Regions from separate parts of the Homo sapiens genome. Here all the other regions are linked to region 3. Evidence: chromatin contacts called from ENCODE Hi-C or POLR2A ChIA-PET data. All regions are on one chromosome and are shown on one strand. Each heading gives the region's core, a stretch centred on a gene start or an enhancer-like site at or near the end of the contact. The rest is flanking DNA. Distances are from core to core; before and after follow the strand shown.

Region 1 (2,700 bases), core at 201-2,700, 990 kb after region 3:
TTATTTCTGCAGGCTGGAAAATAGAAACAACTGGAGTGGTCTCAGAAAGACACAATGCAGACAACAGACTGACCTACTAGCCTGGATTCCTAGCTGCCCTAAAAGGACAAGAGTCCTGCTCTCCCTGAACTATTGCCTCTGGACTATTACAGAAGAGAGGAATAAACACCTGCTTAAGTTAGGCCACTGAATACCTGGGTCCCTGTATTACCCCAGCTTCACTTGTACCCTAAGCATCATACAGCCTCATTTTGGAGATTGTGGACAATACACTAAATCCTCAATGTTATCAATAGGTTCTTAGGAACTGTGACTTGAAGCAAAACAGCAGGTCCTTGAATAATGTCTCACATTCACCTTTCTTTCCTTATAATCTTGATAAGAAAAATAATTGGTTTTTATACTTTGTTTCACAGTCACATGGAATCCTATGCAGCCACAAAAAGGATGAGTTCATGTCCTTTGTAGGGACATGGATGAAGCTGGAAACCATCATTCTCAGCAAACTATCACAAGAACAGAAAACCAAACACCACATGTTCTCTTATAAGTGGGATCTGAACAATGAGAACACATGGACATAGGGAAGGGAACATCACACACCAGGGCCTGTTTGGGAGTGGAGAGGCTAGGGGAGGGTTAACATTAGGAGAAATACCTAATGTAGGTGACAGGTTGATGGGTGCAGCAAACCACCATGGCACGTGCATACCTATGTAACAAAACTGCACGTTCTACACATGTACCCTAGAACTTATAATAAAAAAAGAGAGAGAAAAAAAAAGAAACTATGGATGACATTAGGTGAGGACTTACTATGCTACTTGACACATAGTGGGTCTGTGATTAGTCAATATACCTGATATAGTTTGGCTGTGTTCTCACCCAAATCTCATCTTGAACTGTAGCTCCCATAATCCCCACATGTTGTGAGAGAGGCCCAGTGGGAGGTAATTGAAACACGGGGACAGGTTTTGCCCTTGCTGTTCTTGTGATAATGATTAAGTCTCAAGAGATCTGATGATTTTATAAAGGGCAGTTCCACTATGCATGTTCTCTTGCCTGCCACCATGTAAGACGTACATTTGCTCCTCCTTCACCTTCCACCATGATTGTCAGGCCTCCCCAGCCATGTGGAACTCTGAGTCGATTAAACTTATTTTTCCTTATAAATTACCCAGTCTCAGGTATTTCTTAATAGCAGTATGAAAATGGACTAATAACATACCCACAGCTATCATTAGGATGAACTGATAGAATGTGGTGACTCACTAGATGTGGTGGCAAAAGAAAAAGAAAAGCTAATCAGACTCTGAAATTTCCAACTTGGGTGTCAGTGAGAATGATGGGACTCCTAATAGAAATGTGGGGAGGAAAGAGGAGGACAATTTGGGGAGAGAAAATAAAGGCAGGCTCTGGCCATGCTGAGTTTGAGTTGCTGGCAGGGCTCACAGAAAGAGATGCCAACAGGCAATTTGAAATTTGAGCTGTAGCTGAGGTCTGGAAACAAAGAATGGGGTGGGGGTGGGGGAATTGAAGCTGTGGAAATAATGAGGTTTCTAAGGGAGAAAGCTGCAGACGCAGATATTGGAAGGATAATGAGGAGACAAGTCTGGCTGGAGCAAAGGTTTCTAAGGGTGCAAAAGGGAGGGAGCACTGGGAAGGGGTTGAGCCCAGTGTGGCAGAACTTCAAGAGCCCTGTGGAGGAGGAGCTGAGACCTCAGTCTTCAGGCAAAGGGGGCCATGGTGGCTTTGAATGGGGAGGGCAATGATGAAGATCCTACCTGTTGTGCCAGAGCATCCCTGATGGGGCCAGAGGGATGCTCTTCCTCTGCCAGACAAGCAGCTACCACTTACAGCCATTTCACTGCAGTCTTAATAAACACATGTGAAGTACAGCAAACAACCTCAATGAACACGCTGCCTCTAGGTGGTGGGTTATGGGATTATAGGATTTTTTAATACAAAAAGTTAGATGAAAGTGAATTTTTTTAAAAAAAGGTCTGAGTGTGTACTATAAACTTGGTACATCAAAGCACTTTCAGCCTGAATATTTTGGAGAGATTTTTAAGGAGACAATGAAACCAAAGAATTAGCCAGAGTGACTCCATGGAATGGAAAGTCACATCTTGAAGGAGGAGGCAAGACAGGTGACCCCTGCTCAGCCTTTCCATCCTTTAGTCAACCAATATGTATTGAGGGTTGCCCCCACTCTGCCACTTTCAGGGGCCGTCATTCATACCACATGGAGGGTCAAGGCAAGAAGTAAACAAACGTGTCAGGAGTTGTTGAGTGCTGGGGTGAAAAATAAAACTGGGTGAGGGATAAACAGAAGACACAGCCACCCCACCTCAGGGAAGTTCCCTCCAAGGTGATCTTAGAGCCCAGACAGAAGGCAGTGAGGGTGCCACACAGCTCTCAGGGATGGAATGTTCCAGGCCAAAAAGAAGCAGCAAACACAAAAGTCCTGAGGTGGGAGAGGGCATGACACGTTTGCGGAATGCCAGAAGAGGTCAAGGCTGGCATCAGGGTGAGGCAAGTGAAGGGCCTAGGGTGAAAATTTAAGGAAGCCTTCTTCTCAAGTTCCTGTAATTGCCCAGGCAGATGGCTTCCTTTCTTGCTTCACCTCAGTCCAAGCCCTGGTGGCAGTAACTGAGTCTGGGACGGGAAGAGTGGCAGCAGGGCTCAGCGGCCACAGGA
Region 2 (2,700 bases), core at 26-2,525, 910 kb after region 3:
AGCCCAGAGAAGAACAGCAGCTATTTGTCCAAAAAGCCAAGGCTAGAAAAACAATACTTGCTCCAGTCTGAGGTACCTCACAAAAAACAAAAATGAGATTTTATACAGGGCTGCAGTTGGGATAAGAGGATCAGGAATTGTTTACCTCACCCCTGAACTACCACTCCCTGTGCTCAGTGATTCTTTTGACAGGAAGCAAACAAAGTCTTCTGCTCTTCGGGGAGAATGAAGAATGTTGGGACTGACATTTATTGAGCGCTTTGTATGTGCCAGCCACTGTGCTCCTTGCTTCATATTCATGATCTCATTTAATCTTCACCACAACCTAATAACCTGGCTTCTCTGAGCACCAGTTTCCTCATCTGTAAGATGACCTTCCTAAGGTCACATAGAGTAAGTTTGTTTGCCTTTTAAACAGCAATGGTGCTGGGGAGTGGGGTGGATTTTGGAACCACTTGGATAAAGACACACAAAAATTAAAATTATCTGTAAGTTCTGAGTATTCTTTTCAGAATCACTCCTAACAGCAGAGGGATAGAGATAGAAAGCTATGGGAAGATGAGAGAAGTCTTCATTCATGTGCTTTTTTCACAGTCGGCTAAGTTGTATTAACAATTTTGTTAGTCAAGGGAGGCTATCATCTATATAACAAGCACAGCTTTGTTGTTAAGCCATTGAGATTTGAGAGTTCTTGCCCACTCCACGGTGCAAGCAAGTGTTCATCCAGCAGACTTCTTCACGGTGATTCAGAGCTCAGATTCCTCCCATCTTGTGGCACTGCCATCTTCACCATGTGACCTCCAAGGCAGCCACAGAAAAAAAGAGGATCGAGTACTGTGCAGAAGAGAATACATCACTACTACCCACCTGCCACTGGCTCTACCATGAGTGCAAAGGGCTGGGATGAGGCTTAGCTGTGTGCCTGAGAAAAGAGGAAACCAGGCCTGTGGTAAGCACTAGTGTTCTCTGCCACAATATACGGCCTTAAACAGGCAAAGAATTCTCCCATTATGTCAGAGAGTACCCCCAATAACCATGTGAGTTCAGTACCCTCAGAGTGAAGCTCTGAGGGGAGAATTAGATTCTATCAATGTTACACAGACTTAGGCTGTAGACACAGAAAAGCTCAGGTCATATTTCAGATATAAATGCAAAGTTCTTTCCTCCAAGGTCCCAGGCAATCCTGTGCTGACCAAGGGAGCTAGAAAACATTTGGCTCCTCCTTACCTAGCACAGCATCTGTAAGGCATTTCTCAACACTGAGTGAACGTCATGATAGCAACACACAGGCTGAGACACTCAGCCACTCCTTCATTAATGCAGCCAAGGAAGGAAGAGCCTGGGCTTTTCTGTCTAAATTCTTAGAATCATTGAGTCAAGCTGGCCTGGGAAATCTCAAGATATCACGTTGGCACAGTCTAGGTAGAGGAAATCAGGCATCCTGACTTCTCACTCAGAACTTTTCAAGCTTCCAAGAGTACTGCGGCCCTCTGGTTTCTGCCCAAGAGATAACTGGAAAACTTTTTCCAGTGTCTCTCCATACAAGATAATGGTTTACAGATTGGAAAGTTAAAGCATAATCTTCAAACACAAAAGGTGGGTTTGCTTCAGTATGTGGCTGATAAAGTAAAATCAACTGTCTATTAAAAACAAAATAAACACTGAGAAATGGAACATTAATAGAAACCAAACTAGAGGCAAGAAACCTGAATTTTGGATCTGGCTGTGACATTTACGATTTGTGTGATCCTGAACAGTTAGCTACAATACTCTCTGAATCTTGACATTCTCTTTTGTTGAAACCAAATGGGTTAGGTTCAGTGGTTCTCAACTAGGGGCCACACTGTCCCCTAAGGGGCATTTGTCAAAGCATGAGGGCATTTTTTGATTGTCCAGTTGTGCCTGGAGGATACAACTAGCACTTAGCAAGTAGAGAGGCCAGGGAAGCTCCATGTCCTGCAGTATGTGAAATAGTCTCACCCAATAAAGAATTATCCCTCCCATAATGCCAGTGTCATCACTGTAAGAAGAAAAATCACCCAGGATAATATATCACTACTAGGATCAAAGATTTTTTAACATAAAATTAGCCTAACTTTCTGCTTTCCTGGCTAGGAAACTCACAGCAAATTGGAGAATTCTCATTCACAGCTCCTTGTAACCTAAGTGCTTGGTATTATACTTTCTATCCCTTCTTTTCCTCATTCTCACTATATACTATCCCTCTCTCTCCTTCTCTCCAACACACAGACACACACACACACACAGACACACACACACACACACACACACACCAATTTCAAGCTTCTTAACTTTTCAATCTTACCTTAATGGTCCAATTTTAAATAAATCTTTTTTTCTATTGTTAATATACTTTTAAAAATAATTATTTTTTATTTTTATTTCAACACTTTTTGGGGTACAGGTGGTTTTGCTTACATGAATAATTTCTTGTCTTTTTCTTTTTTTTTTTTGAGATGGAGTTGCTTTCTTGCCATTGACGCTGGAGTGCAGTGGCGCGATCTTGGCTCACTGCAACCTCTGCCTCCCAGGTTCCAGCAATTCTCCTGCCTCAGCCTCCCAAGAAGCTGGGATTATAGGCACACACCACCACAACTGGCTACTTTATGTATTTTTAGTAGAGACAAGGTTTCACCATGTTGACAAGGCTGGTCTCGAACTCCTGACCTCAGGTGATCC
Region 3 (2,700 bases), core at 155-2,654:
GCGGAGATTGCAGTGAGCCAAGATTGAGGCACTGCACTCCAGCCTGGGCGATAGAGTGAGACGCCATCTCGGGGGAAAAAAAAATAGTTAGAAGCAAAGAGTTGACAGTGAAGTTAATTCTGTGCAGGAATGAAGAAAGTACTCAGAGAGGAGGTGACATTTCAGAGGATACTAAAGCAAGAGAAGCATTTCCCTAACTAGAGGAGGAAAGGGTATGCATTATAGGCAGAGCGTGCAGGAGAGCAGGGGTGTGGAGTGTGAAAGGATTGTACCAGAAAGGGCAATTGTACCAGAAAGGGTTGATGGTGGCTGCATATAAAGTTATCAAAACCCAAAACAAGTCAGTGTAAGAAAGAACATGATTCATATAATGTATCAAAAAGCTACAAATATTTCCATTTCTGAATGCACACAAAGAACCACCTGGAAAAAACATCCATTTATTGTCCACTGTGCCCAGGTCCATGCTAGGCACTATAGAAGATACAAGGGAAGGCCCTTGCCCTGGAAATGTTTATTCTCTATCTGGAAAAAAGATTAACTCACATAAAATAATTAAAAATAAGATGCCAGCCTCTAAGGAAAAATGTTAGATTGTCTGAAACTCAAGCAGAGAGCATTTTGGCTGCCCTGGAATTCCCCATAGTAGTAGAATTACTCTTGGGGCCAAGAGAGGGGTTGCCTGAGACTCCTTCACCCAGAAAAAAGGTAATTGCTAACCCTCACAGAGCACTTCCTATGTACTGGGCACTGTTCTAGGAGCTTATACGGATTAACAAATTAAGTCTTCACAACCACCCTATATGAAAAGGAACAGTTATCTCTAGTTACATACGGGGAAACTGAGGCACAGAGTCACAGGATTGAAATCCAGGAGATGTGGTTCCACAGTCGTGCAGTCTTTTTCATTTTAGTATTCTCAAAATCTAGCGTAGTACCCGGTGTTGGATGTTAAGATCTTAAACAAACAAACAACTTGTTTTCCTTAAAAATTATATTTTCAGGGTAATACAATTCAAGTCACAATAAAGACCTGAAAGCCTCAGGTTTGTAGGTGAGGAAAAATGCATTTTAGCTGTACAGCCCTAACTTTTACTTGACCCAAGGCCAGCAAGAAAATGTTTCTTTTTATTTATATATATTTTTTCTTTGGTGACAATTTGGTGTTTCTGAACGCTAGGGGCTCCCGGTTTCTCTGGTTTGAGAGTAACTTTTCCTTTTAGGACTTTTTTTTTTTTTTTTGAAGGGGGTGGGGGAAAATGTGGCCTTAATTATCCTACGTCTTAGGCAGCTTAAGGAAGGGGCTGTGCTTTCGGAATCCCATCCGAGCCAAGTAAGGAGGTCCCTCTCTCTCTCTCCCCCCACGTCTTCTCTTTTTAAAGGACCTCGTGAAATAAAAGTGCAGAAAACAAACCCAGGCGATCACAGCAGCAGCCGCCGCGGCAGCAGCACCAACAGCAGGAGGAGCAGGAGGAGCCGGAGGAGGAGGAGGAGGAGGAGGCAAAGTTAGAGTTGGGGCTGGCGCTCCGGAGTTGCTGGGCTCAGCGCAGCTCCCATTCATTAAGGAACCAGCTGCGGAGGAAGGTGGCCGAGCGCCCGCGCTGCCCACTCGCTCGCTCGCGCACTCAGACGCGCGCCACAACAGCGCGCCCCAAGCTGCGCAGCTCTGCAAAAGTTTCTGCTCGGGATCTGGCTCTCTTCCCCTTGGACTTTAGAACGATTTAGGGTTGACAGAGGAAAGCAGAGGCGCGCAGGAGGAGCAGAAAACACCACCTTCTGCAGTTGGAGGCAGGCAGCCCCGGCTGCACTCTAGCCGCCGCGCCCGGAGCCGGGGCCGACCCGCCACTATCCGCAGCAGCCTCGGCCAGGAGGCGACCCGGGCGCCTGGGTGTGTGGCTGCTGTTGCGGGACGTCTTCGCGGGGCGGGAGGCTCGCGCCGCAGCCAGCGCCATGCAAAACTACAAGTACGACAAAGCGATCGTCCCGGAGAGCAAGAACGGCGGCAGCCCGGCGCTCAACAACAACCCGAGGAGGAGCGGCAGCAAGCGGGTGCTGCTCATCTGCCTCGACCTCTTCTGCCTCTTCATGGGTGAGCCCAGCCCCGCTGTCCCTCGGCCCCTCGGCCCCTCGTCCCTCGGCGCGCGTCCCAGCCCAGTCCGGGGCCGCGCAGCGCCGCGCCGCGCCGCGCCGTCAGCTCCGGGGGGCCCCCGCAGCCTTCCTGGGGAGCCTTTGCGCCGCCCAGGCCCGAAGCCCCCGCCCTCCCCGATCCCACCGACTTCTTGGCCTGTACTTGAGTGGGTCTGGGCGTGCTTAAGCGTTCGTGGGCAACTGTTAAACCAGCTCAGTAAAAGTCGTCTCCACGTTGGAAGCCCGGGCGGAATCCCGCGGAAGGTGTGGGTTCGTCCTTTTAGCGTAGGGGAAGTTGGTTGAGCCGCGCTCTAGAGCCAGCGTATAGCTAGCTGGTCGCCCTCCATCCGAGTGAAATGGATCGCCCCGAGAGTCGGGCTCCTGCCTGGAGCCGAGCTGCCTTCCCGGCGGCTGTATGTAAACATCCAGCCCTTCCGCCTTTGCTGCCCAGGCTCGCCAGACTGGCTAGCCGGCCTTTTCACTTGCTCCTCTCCTGTAGGTGCTTTCCCCGGGCTTGGTGCTGGGCACGGCTTCAGCAATCACTTGAGTGCCTACTGTGTGCCAGGTGGTAGG
Region 4 (2,700 bases), core at 91-2,590, 880 kb after region 3:
GATTGGACCAAATACTGGAGATGGAAAATTTTGTGAGATTAGATGTGACAGTGGTAAGATAGAACAGAGTTGACTGTAGCAATGAGTCAATCACTTTTACCAACAAGGTGCAAGAATAGAAGGGTTGGGGAACTCTAAATCAGTACTTCTCAATCCTGCCGGCCTGTTAGAATCACTGGTACATTTTTATAAAATACTACATCTAGGACCCTCTCCAAATTGATTAAACCAAAACTTCTAGAAAAATATGTGGGTATTGGTGTTTTTGAAAAGCTCCCCAAGAAATTCAAATGTGTAGTCTGTATTGAGAACCACTGCCCTAAAGCATACAACTCTCATCAACCATCTCATCAACCTCCTCACTTTATGAATAGAAAAACCTGGGTCCTGCCCAATGTCACGCACTTCATCACATTTTCATTTCAGTTAAATTTTGTTTGTGTATCTACAGTGTGTCAGGAACAGGGCTATCTTACTGGAATCTAAAGTTAGCAGAGGATCTAACAATGACACATGGGGTGCAGAAATCTTGGGAAGGAGGCAGGACCACAACTCTGTCCCATGCGATAGAGTGAAAAGGAGGAGATTCTAGAGTCAGACCAACCAAGGTTCACTTCCTGGTTCTGCCCCTGTGAGGTCTTGGGCAAGTCACTTAAACAATGAGAGTCTTTTTAAACTCATTGCAAAGTGGGAACAATAGTGTCTACCTAGTGATGGTGTAGAGAGGGTTAACCAAGAGACTGAACAGAAAGCCTACAGAGGACATGAGAGGCACTTGAAAATTATTAGCACCTTTTAAGCAGTTTGAGGATGATTAGAGCTTGGTCTGGAAAATAACTCTGCAAGTGAACTGGAGGCCTTGCTGGCTGAGCTCCATGGGCCAGGGGCATATGAATTCACAGCATGATGAGCTATGATGATTTCAATTCAGGTTTTCCTAATGAAATGACATCTCTCTAAGATGACCGATCCCAGGAGAGAGCCCAATCTAAATTTAGAGGGTTTCAGAGTTCTTTTGAAAGCCCAGAAATGTGATCTATCTTCAGGCTTCATAGTTTCCAAGATCATCTGCAGTAGCCAAGCAGACCCTGGCGTTATCTCTCACTACATTTTGAGCCGTGAGTCACCGCGTCCATATAGTCTGTTTTGGGGCCGAGAGAGGCACTCCACTGGAGCCCCTCTCCCTGGAGCCCTCCAGCTTTCCACGATGATCAGCTGTCATTAGGAGAGGATGTGAGTGATTAGGAGCTTGCACATGTGCGTGTCAGTGCAAGGGACTCACTCATTCCCTCTACAAGAATCACCAAAAGCAATAACAAAGCTATGAGTGGCCTGGAGTGTGACATGATGCCAAGTAATCTGGGCCCTGGATCCCCAGGCCTGATTCACGATCATAACAAGCACACATCTTGCTTCCTTTGTAACTTTCGCCAATGAATATCTTGCCTGAAGCTTCCCAGTCAGAAAAAATAACTTTTATCCACAGGGAGAGGATTTCAGCTCCTTAGGGAAAAAAAAATTCAGACTAAAAATGTTAAAAAAGCAAAGCATCTCAAAAGTGATACATGGACTAAAAATGACATATATCTGGAGAAGGATAGAACAAATATATATTGAGTGCTTCTTAGGTGTCCTGCATTGAAATGATATATATGAAACATCACAATAAATTAGTTACCTCTCTGAGTACTAATTTCTTCATCTTATAGCTCTATTTTTATTGTATACCTCTAAGTTTGTCTTGAATTATAAAAATATTCGATAATAATAAAGAAAATGTATTAACCATGTACTCTGTGCCAGGTACTGTACTAATTATATTGAAAACATGCTAACACTGAATACAACAATACTCCCATGAAGCAGGGGTAGCCTAGAGAGATTGCACAAATGAGGAAGCCGAGGCTTCGAAGAGAGACTCATCCATCAGATGTCACATAGTAAGAGCGGAGCCAGTACAGTAAGCTGCCTGACTCCAAATCTCTTCCCCTGATAAATGCAGAAACGATAACTATGTAGCACTCTAATTTTTCTAAGCCTCAAAGTGGCAAATCAAGGGCTTCAACATGGGGTTTCCTGGCTCCAGGTCCACTGTAATTTCAATCTTTTTCCTTAACATGGCCTATAAAGTATGAAGCAGGGTCAAATGGCCAAGGAGGCTGGGCAAAGCTCTCTAAGGTTTCAGGGTGTTTAGGAGTCTCCTCTGGGGAGTGGCCCTTGGAAACATGAAGGCAAATAGGCCAGATCAGAGCTCGTGATGTAATGAGACACACTTCATAAATGGCAGCCCTGTACCAGGCATCTTGTCCTGCGCCATCTCATTTAGTCATCACTGCAATGCTATGAATTAGGTACAATTTTCTCTATTTTAGAGAAAACGGAGACCCACAAAAGTGGAATGATTCATCCAAGGTCACCTAGCTGGAATGTGACAGAGTTTCTATCAGAACAATAATTTCGTATCCATGTTACTGAAATTCCTTGAGGTCAGAAGCATATTTTGATATATTTATTTTCCTAGCACTTGTCATGGTGCCTGAAACATCCTCAACAATTGGAAGTTTATGTTTCTCTTTGACACTAACAATATTCATTCAAGAATATGCCTGGCATTATATTAGATGCTTTATAACATATCATTTTGTCACTGTTCAGAATAAGCCCATGAACTAGGTTTTAGATATACTTTTAAGAGGGTGA
Region 5 (2,700 bases), core at 56-2,555, 770 kb after region 3:
ATTTTACAAACACACATACCCACAACAAATAAGGAGACTGCAGAAATGTTTATCATTGTGGCAACTGTCCCAGGTGCCCCTTATTTTTCCCCATCGTATTTATGATCCCATTTGATATTTATAATCTTGAACATAATACATGGAATATAGATGCATTTGGGTTGATACCTCTGAAGATTTTGGTCCCCTAACCTATGTGAATCTTCTGTGCTTGCATATGAGGCCTTCCCTTGTTTACTAAGAATTAGCACCCATCCCTTTGCCAAATAAAGTGCTGTAAGAATTGCAGAGATTTTGTGACCTAACTGCACCTCTTCTATCCTCCTGGTGACCAAGCTTAGATTATGCTGTAACTAAGCCTAGTCATATCTGGAAACATGGATAGGAAGCCTTCTCCTAGCCAATATGTTACCAGAAAAGGATAGAATACACGGAGAACTGACTTCTGACATGGTTGATCAAAGAGGGCAAATAAAGAAAAGTTTATTTGGGCACAATCTCCTACAATGGCAGGACTTAACAGCCTGCCAAGGATCTCAGGAAATGGTATGAATCTGCTATTATGATGGCTTCTAGAAGCATGGACGTTGTAGCTCATACTCAGCGAAGCTTAAATGCAAAAAAAAAAATGCTGTGCTTAAGTGGCAAAAGAAGGTATTAAAAAGCTTAGAAACAGACTTGCTGAAGGGTATATAATGTATGACTGGAAGACCCAACAGATGTGTCCCATAGGAAGATGCTGAGGGCAATTTTATGAAGGCAGTAGAAAATGTGCCAGTGAGTAGAACACTAGTATCACTAAAACATGCAATGGCGGCTGTCCTGTTAGCCAGATGGAATGAGCAATATACATTCACTGTTATCCCCAGGCCTAAGTTAACTTTTCTGCCTTATCTCATAAGTTTAAAGTTATCTGGACCATCTGGATACCCTGTAGAACATTACAATGATCTATTACATCAATGAACTTCTGTTGATTGATCCAGATGAGTAAGTTAGCCCGCATACTGGCAGCCTTGGTAAGACACATATACTCCAGAATATTAAAAGGTTTGCCATATCCATAAAATATTTAGAGGTCCAATGGTCAAAGGTATTCTCAAATTTCCCCTAAAGTAAAAAAAACAAATCACTGCCACTTATATCTCCTGCCACAAAGGAGGAAGCACAATGCCTGATGGGCCTCAGGTTCTGGAGGAAGCTGATCCCACACACAGGGAAGCTGCTCTGGCTTATGTCCCAGGTGATGCGAAAGCCTGACAGCCTTGACCAGACCCAGAGCAGGAAAAAAAAAACCAAAAACAAACAGATGCTTGTCCAGGCCATGACGCAATCAGCCCTGTTGCTTGGGCCATATGATCTGGCAAACCCTATGATAGAAGTTTCCACTGGGGAAAAATGTGTGTGGAATTTATGGTAAGTCCTAGGATGACAATCACAACACGGGCCCCTGAAATGGACAATGTACATTCACTGTTATCCCCAGGCCTATGTTAGCTTTTTTGAGCAATGCCATATCATCTCTAATGGATAACTGTACAACTTTTTATTTTACCAATTTAAAACTTCCTTTTTAAAAGGAATTCATGTAGTAAGGTATTTAACATAGTAGTTCCTCATAGATAGTTCTTTCTTCTTTATTACTTCTCCACATGCTTAGTAATCTTTTCTAAAATTTACTAGGAGTTGACATTAAGCTCACTGACCTATAACTTTCAAAACTCTACCTTATCCTTTTACAAAAGTTGCATATTTTCAACTCTTGCAACCTATTCTTTCTCTGATTAACAGAAGTATCCTTATGTCAAACCTACAAGTTCTGAAAAATTACTTTCAGATGTGCTCTTCTGAGCCTAGAAAAAGTAGAGATAACTTTATAGTTTATAATTTAGTTGATCTTTTCCCTAACTTTGTTTATGCCCTCATAACTATTTCATAGCTTGAAAAATGTTTTCTTTGATAGAAGTAGAAACAGAAGAGAGACTGGGTATTTTTGTACTATCACCAGTTAGTCCTTCAAACTGCTCTCAACTACCACCACCAAATTGAATGTTATAATACCCCCACACTCCCCATCATGAGCTGAATCCTGCCAGACCCACCAAGTCATAAGGTCAGATGGGCCCAGCAACACTCCATCAAAAGATTGAAATGGTACATTAAAGATCAAACATGGGCGGAACTGGAAGTCTCAAACAAGCTAATAAACAGGTAGCTCAGACCCACCACTTATGCAGCAGCATGTTTCCCTTAGCTTATGCCTATGGCCCTGGGTTTGGCCATGTACGAGGTGGGAGACAATAAAGTGGAGATATTGAGTCTGTGGCTGTATGTGTGATTCTGGTGCTTGGGAGAAATTCGTCAGATACTCAAGTCTTACTCTTGACACTATTCTAAAGTGCTCCACAATTAACATTCTTAAGTTAACTTTTGTCCATAACTTGTTAACTTTTGTTACAACTCTTAGCCACCTTGGCATCTGGTGACCCTAATATCAGCCAAGTCCTTACTGCCTTGAGGTTTCATTTTTCAACTATGATGCAATGCCTCCTGACTTAGGATATGACCTGTAACCACTGACCCTTGACAACTGGCCTTGGTTTCACCTCCTTGGTCACTCCCTTTGCCCCCTAGGTAATATTTGCAGTCCATTTACCTCTTTTTTGACTCTTATCTCTGACTTGTCTTCAATATCCTGAA

Evidence for each region. A loop is a pair of places that touch in the nucleus more often than their neighbours do. ChIA-PET counts read pairs that join two places held with the same protein, here RNA polymerase II (POLR2A). Pooled maps may share reads with other maps.
Region 1: a loop to region 3 is called in a map of PC-3, with 5 times the contacts of the local background. The contact joins the enhancer-like site here to the promoter of PLPP3 in region 3. A Hi-C loop is called at or near these places in 9 of 168 maps with a recorded cell type or tissue (PC-3, ascending aorta, chondrocyte and 6 more) and 17 of 50 pooled maps. POLR2A ChIA-PET finds 5 or more read pairs at or near these places in 1 of 52 experiments (AG04450).
Region 2: a map of ascending aorta shows a loop between it and region 3 (6-fold over the local background). The contact joins the enhancer-like site here to the promoter of PLPP3 in region 3. A Hi-C loop is called at or near these places in 4 of 168 maps with a recorded cell type or tissue (ascending aorta, ovary, posterior cingulate gyrus and 1 more) and 13 of 50 pooled maps. POLR2A ChIA-PET finds 5 or more read pairs at or near these places in 2 of 52 experiments (AG04450 and H1).
Region 4: a loop to region 3 is called in a map of chondrocyte, with 5 times the contacts of the local background. The contact joins the enhancer-like site here to the promoter of PLPP3 in region 3. A Hi-C loop is called at or near these places in 14 of 168 maps with a recorded cell type or tissue (B cell, GM12878, MCF 10A and 8 more), 31 of 37 single-sample maps with no recorded cell type and 20 of 50 pooled maps. POLR2A ChIA-PET finds 5 or more read pairs at or near these places in 3 of 52 experiments (AG04450, BJ and WTC11).
Region 5: a loop to region 3 is called in a map of sigmoid colon, with 2.8 times the contacts of the local background. The contact joins the enhancer-like site here to the promoter of PLPP3 in region 3. A Hi-C loop is called at or near these places in 1 of 168 maps with a recorded cell type or tissue (sigmoid colon) and 2 of 50 pooled maps. POLR2A ChIA-PET finds 5 or more read pairs at or near these places in 3 of 52 experiments (AG04450, Caco-2 and PC-9).

What each region holds. Positions count from the first base shown.
Region 1 is chr1:55,583,919-55,586,618 of GRCh38, reverse strand. No RefSeq gene overlaps it. Among named protein-coding and RNA genes, the nearest start is that of MIR4422, 360 kb to the right of the region's middle. Within about 2 kb of position 1,450, at least 5 of the 41 ENCODE cell types and tissues checked have a DNase peak (open chromatin) inside an H3K27ac peak, as active enhancers do.
Region 2 is chr1:55,668,111-55,670,810 of GRCh38, reverse strand. No RefSeq gene overlaps it. Among named protein-coding and RNA genes, the nearest start is that of LINC01753, 280 kb to the left of the region's middle. Within about 2 kb of position 1,275, at least 6 of the 41 ENCODE cell types and tissues checked have a DNase peak (open chromatin) inside an H3K27ac peak, as active enhancers do; they include ascending aorta and ovary, where a contact is called at or near this core.
Region 3 is chr1:56,578,267-56,580,966 of GRCh38, reverse strand. It overlaps PLPP3 (phospholipid phosphatase 3), which reads left to right and starts at 1,404. Exons shown (of 6, transcript NM_003713.5): 1 at 1,404-2,089. The coding sequence starts at 1,951.
Region 4 is chr1:55,694,976-55,697,675 of GRCh38, reverse strand. No RefSeq gene overlaps it. Among named protein-coding and RNA genes, the nearest start is that of LINC01753, 250 kb to the left of the region's middle. Within about 2 kb of position 1,340, at least 8 of the 41 ENCODE cell types and tissues checked have a DNase peak (open chromatin) inside an H3K27ac peak, as active enhancers do; they include PC-3, where a contact is called at or near this core.
Region 5 is chr1:55,812,421-55,815,120 of GRCh38, reverse strand. The region is part of intron 1 of LOC105378740 (a long non-coding RNA gene); the gene reads left to right. Among named protein-coding and RNA genes, the nearest start is that of LINC01753, 130 kb to the left of the region's middle. Within about 2 kb of position 1,305, at least 3 of the 41 ENCODE cell types and tissues checked have a DNase peak (open chromatin) inside an H3K27ac peak, as active enhancers do; they include PC-9, where a contact is called at or near this core.